Linked DNA regions of Homo sapiens: region 1 is linked to region 2. A link is a loop called in an ENCODE intact Hi-C map of the cell type or tissue named here. Cell type or tissue: transverse colon. All regions are shown on one strand. Each heading gives the region's core, and the rest is flanking DNA. Links, peaks and the distances in the headings are about the cores only.

What was found. A loop is a pair of places that touch in the nucleus more often than their neighbours do. Peaks named below come from ENCODE experiments on the same cell type or tissue, not always from the same donor. Only the 100,000 strongest peaks of a DNase experiment are listed, where the experiment ranks them.
Region 1: a loop joins it to region 2, with 14 times the contacts of the local background. A loop is called at or near these places in 1 of 110 quality-filtered maps.

What each region holds. Positions count from the first base shown.
Region 1 is chr18:44,821,102-44,823,903 of GRCh38, reverse strand. All of the region lies in intron 2 of SETBP1 (SET binding protein 1), which reads right to left. Among named protein-coding and RNA genes, the nearest start is that of SETBP1, 140 kb to the right of the region's middle. In transverse colon, for the core only: no CTCF peak of the experiment used is centred there; no DNase peak of the experiment used is centred there; H3K27ac peaks cover 1,033 bases.
Region 2 is chr18:44,270,851-44,273,652 of GRCh38, reverse strand. No RefSeq gene overlaps it. Among named protein-coding and RNA genes, the nearest start is that of LINC01478, 260 kb to the left of the region's middle. In transverse colon, for the core only: no CTCF peak of the experiment used is centred there; no DNase peak of the experiment used is centred there.

The sequences.
Region 1 (2,802 bases), core at 101-2,600, 550 kb before region 2:
TTCAACTAATCCCATAACCAAATGGTTTTAACCTCACTGCTCACCTCAAGAACTTACCACAACTAAGCAGAACAATGAGGGTGGGAATGAAAGGAGTAAAATCATTTCTTATTTGTGAATCAAGGGGACTGATCTCACAGATCTTTGGCTCTCCTATATATATCATCCCCCTTTCTACTGCTTTGCCACTTTAGCTAATAAAGATTATTTCTATTTCTTTATTGCACAAAAGCCCCAGGTCTCATAAACAAGGGGTCTGCTCTGCATCGAGGTTTGAACTTCCTTGACCTGAGCATAAGTCCTGTTCTAGAATATTTTTCTCCCGGTATGTGGGAGTCCCTAAGTCAGCAGCTCGTAAGCCTGAATAGAAGTGAGTCCTCATCACAGAGCAAGTGTTTTCAGCACCAAATGATAGAGCTAGGCATAAGAAATAAATGCCACCTATTTCCTGCTGAATCATTTATTTGCTTTCTGAAAATATAACTGCTTATTGTTAGAGCAGAGAGGGAGAAGCTATCATTGGTTTTTGTTTCATTTGGTATTTTCCTTCAGATGGATGAAAGCATGGATCTTTTTCACTAGTATCACCTGTAAGAAAACAAATCCAGGGATATCTATTTCTTTTTATTCTGTTAAATGCTAAAAGCTTGCAAGTAACCAGTATCCACTCTAAGATTTTGACTCTGCTGGATATTTTGTGTAAGCAGTAGTCTATTTTAATTAATAAGACATGAAGAGCTAGGCAAAGATAAATTCTCTCTTATTCCTTTTTTTTGGAGAAGTCTCACTCTATCGCCTAGCCTGGAGTGCAGCAGCATGATCTAGGTTCACTGCAACCTCCACCACCTGAGTTCAAGTGATTCTCCTGCCTCAGCCTCCTGAGTAGCTGGGATTACAGGCTAACACCACCACATGTATTTTTTGTAGAGATGGGGTTTCCCCATGTTGGCCAGGCTGGTCTCAAACTCCTGACCCTCTGGTGATCCGCCCACCTCGGCCTCCCAAAGTACAGGTGTGAGCCACCGTGCCCAGCCAATTCTCTCTTATTTCTATACTCCATTGAAAACAACTGTAATTGTTGACTTTCAACTACATGTATATGTGTACTAGTGGGGAGGTGAGATTGGGGGCACCTAAGTCAGAGGCCCAGGTTTTCAATAGTGGAATAGCCATTGTCATATGCTACCTGTCAAAACCATAGCTTCTCCATGTAGCTGCCATAGGGAGCAAGTTTCAGTTCAGTATCTTTAGCGGAGGCAGTTGAAGAGTGAGGCTAATTGGTGAATAGGGTTAGCAGAACGAGCTGCAAAGAGTTGCAATCTAACTTCTAACCTAATCATCTACGCATCTTCCCTATGGCAGGTGGTTAATTTCTAAAGGAAATTTTGGGATGAACAGCTAAAGAATTTAAACACCCTTTACTCCATGACATTTTGATTGGATCTTATTTGCCAGTCAGTGGTTAAATGTCAACTATCAATAATTTTAGAAGGCAAATTTAAACTGATGAATATTTATGTGCAAGACACCACTAGATGGTATGAAAAATAAAGAAGGGGATAAGACATGGTCACTCTCAGAAACTTCTAACTTCCCAAATACTGCCTGGACTGCTGATGATGAAGGACTTAGGGATAGACCACACTGACCTTCAATAACTTTCTTCTCAAAATGGGAGTGCTTGGTCAAACTAAAGAGCTACAAATGAAGACAGCAAACATTCTCCCTAAATCAGACATGGAATTCGTGTTCCAGACTGGATTATTCCATTCTGCAGAACAAAAGTCACTGTTGTACAAATAAACAGAGTCACTCAGTCAACAAATGCTGATTGAACACTAGCAGGAAATCAAAGAAATAAAGGGAGAGACAAGTGAGAATTTAATCAGTAGAGAGGAATATCCTTTAAATAATGGCTTCAGAGAACCCCAGCCCCTTCTGCCTTCCTGCTCCAGCAGCACCACACAAGAGGGGCTGTGCTGTCACAGATGTGGGGTACAGCTCTTGACAGCAGGCGTTCCTAGCTACGGACAGCACACAAGTCCCCAGGTACACCAAGGAGACCCAGGTCCTTGCTAAACAGCTCTGATTCTGAGGAAATTCTTTTGAATACTCAACTGAAACCTGCTTCTTTGTAGCTTCCACCCATGAGTCTTTCTTTCCCGCTGCAATAACAGATATTAAGGAATCAGTCTATGTTGATACATTCAACTACAATACAAGCACTTATTTAACACTCAGCTGTGTGTCAGGAACAGGGGATAGGCAGGGGTATATAAAGTCTTTGAGAAACCAGGGGGAGAAGAAAGGTACATAAACAAGACAATAAAATGGAATTAATACTCTGTTAGAAGGATGCCTAAAGAGGCATGGGTCCAGCCATGGGTGAGGTAGTGACCATTCTGCACAGGGGAGAAAGTGCCATTTAAGTTTAGAAAGTCTCTGGACAAGCCAATTCTGAAAGAGCATTTGAGGCAGAGGTAGGGCCCCGCAAGGATGTATAGGGACACAGAAAGACAAAGAATGTCTGAGGAAATCCAGGAGACTGATGTGACCATAATGACAGATGCAAAAGGAAAGAGACGCACCAGCAAGAGCCTCAATTCCACCTTCCAGAGTTTGGATTTAATTCTGTAGAGGACAGGGAGCCAGTAGGGCCTGTTAAGCAATGCCTTTGCTGGAAGGTGGGCAGAGAAGGAGTTAACGTCCTGATTTCACGTATGAAAACAACAGTGGCACAAAGAGATTATGCCTGAGGCCACTCAGCAAGAGAGGTCTGGAACACAGGTCTTCCTACCCCCA
Region 2 (2,802 bases), core at 33-2,532:
GTGGCAGACAACTCTTGTTCCATCTCAAAACCAACAAATATACATAAAATGAAAATAAAACAAACAAAAATATTGGTTCTTAGAGAAATCTTTGAAAATATGGACATATCCCTAAGCCACTAGGTTATACTATGGAACAGGAAACAAACAAAATAACTGCTGATGTAAGCATCACTTCCTTCTACCTTCATTATTACTTCCTCCTCCTCTCTTCTCTCCATGCCTCTAGGCTGGGACTTTTATTTCTGTGGTCTTATGCTTTATCCTCAGACAAAATTCTTTCAACAATGTGTATGCTCCTCAGATAGATGATGCTCTTGTTACCAGGGTAGAGCTCCCAAGCCTGGATGCCTAGTCTGGATTTTATTATTATTTTTTAATTTTGTGGGTAGAAAGGATGTATTTTGTTGGGGTATGTGAGATGTTTTGATACAGCCATGCAAAATATACATGAAATAAGCACATCATGGAGAATAGGTTATCCATCCCCTCAAACATTTATCCTGTAAGAGACAAATAATCCAATTACACTCTTCAAGCTATTTTAAAATGTATGACTATTATTAACTATAGTCACCATATAGTGCTATAATATATAGAGTAGGTCTTATTCATTCTGTTTATTTTGTACAGTAGAAGGATGTTTATGAGCCTGGATTGTGAATATCCAGCCTGGTGTCACTCACGTCACCTTCCTTGTACTAGTTGGTTTTTCCTTGCATGAAACTGGATGCCTGGCCTCAAGATACCTCCCAGGATGGCTCTTCTCTAGCTTTACTCTCAACATTTGCCAGCCCAAATTCTAAAAGTCCAATAACTTCCCATATTTCACAGGATTTTTTTTTTCAATGAGACTAATATTTTCACCTGGAGCTAGATGAAGTCAAGTCATATATACAACAAAGAGGTCACAGTGATTACAGAGTCTTTACTTATTGAGACTAGCAAACACAGTTTCGACTTGAGTCCCTAAAATATGGCTGTCCTACTTTCTCTCACCCACATTCCTAGTCTAGGCATCAAGAATCACAGGAGGAAGAGCTGACTTTGAAGGGTAACGCAGCTTCATATTTCACTCCCCCATCCCCACACCAAATACAAACAAACCAGCAGAAGACATGTGTTAGGAAAGTAGACAATACATGATCCACAACCTTTGACAACTGATGTAAGCCAATAGAGAAATGTAGAAGATTGAGTACCAGTGTCAGGATCTCAATATCTCACCAGTGTAAAATTTGATTCTTCTCATGTAAAGTAATGCATAGTGGCATCAGCCTCTTCCCTAGTACTTACCCTGGAGAGTAGAAAGGGCTGGGGAAAATTACTATTGTATAGGTTTGAGCTGAATGAAGGGAAAGGTTAAGAATGATTTTCTCAAATTTACTTGGCTCTTCCACCTTTTTACTACCTTGACATAAATGTGGTTGTTACTATTTAGTTACTTCCAACTTGAATTTGACCACAAAGAAATTGAAGAAAAGACACATTCAAAGATCCCTGCTGCCCTACATTAAAACTATAAACCTAAACAGGACTGAGACCAGACTTCTGACTATTTTGTAACTTCTATAACACACACACATGAAAATGTATATACACAGAGTAGTTACTCTGTAAGCGATTTTTTTTTTTTTTTTTTTAAGGAGACGGTGTCTTTTTACTTTCATTCAGTTTGGGTTGCAAGCAACAAAGACTCACTGAACTTTATTCCAATGAGAATCCATGTAAAATAATTCCAGTAAAAGATGAATACTCTGAACTAATGCACAGCAGACACCACAGTGAAGTGGAACTACAAGAAGGAATTGCAGCAGAGACAGACTGTAGATTTTCACTCCCAACCAATGCCTTTAAAAGTGTGGTCCCTGGGTCAGCAGCATCAGCCTCACCTGGGAACTTACCTTCCAGTGGATATTGATCCACTGCCCTGTAAGGTATGAAAATTACTGCTCTAGTTCATTGCCATTATTCATATGGCTCAGCTATTTTCTATAGATTTGCTTTGCAGCATCTTGAGAGAAGTTGCATTCTTATAATGATTGGGGCTATATAAGGTCAGGAAGAAAATGAATGTATTTTGGTCTGTCTAAACCAGAGAGATGGACATTTCCAAGATCACAATGGTATAATACAAATATTCTAAGGAAATGCTTCATAAGAAGAATTGGTTTTTGGATTATTCTCTCTCTAAACACTGGATAATGGAGAGTTTACGATAATCGAACAGTGTGAGCCATGTATCCTTGTAACAGAAAGTCTCACTTCCTTCATTGCAGAGGGCTGTCTCCAAGAGAGGAGCTGCCTTTGATGTGTGGGGAGGACTGCCTCTAGGGGAAAAATAAATTTGACAGGCACATATTTTAGAAATGTTTTGCAGGTAAAGTTTTCATCCGTAAAATCATATTAACATTTCAAACATGCGACCCTCCAGAATTGAAAAATGTAGTCTCCAGAGAGATTTTTCCTCCTTGTAGAGGGAATATTTTTCTAGGACAGAGACAACATGATTTTCTCCAAATGCTTTAAGTGCACCCCTATTTCCATTTTAAAAGCAAACCTTTAACAAGTTGAGGGGTTCTGATATAGGGTGGTAACAGGAGGCCAAAGACAGGGGGAAAAAGATGCTTTCAGTATTACAACTTCTATCTTAATGACAAAAAATAAAGTGCCCACCCCAAGATCGCCATGGGATCATTCAGAAAGCTTGTAAATAATCATAATTATGATGACGCACAAGACCAGAGTCCTAGCAAAGCTTCAGCTCTACACAGCCTTGCTGTTCAACATTCAAAATTGCTC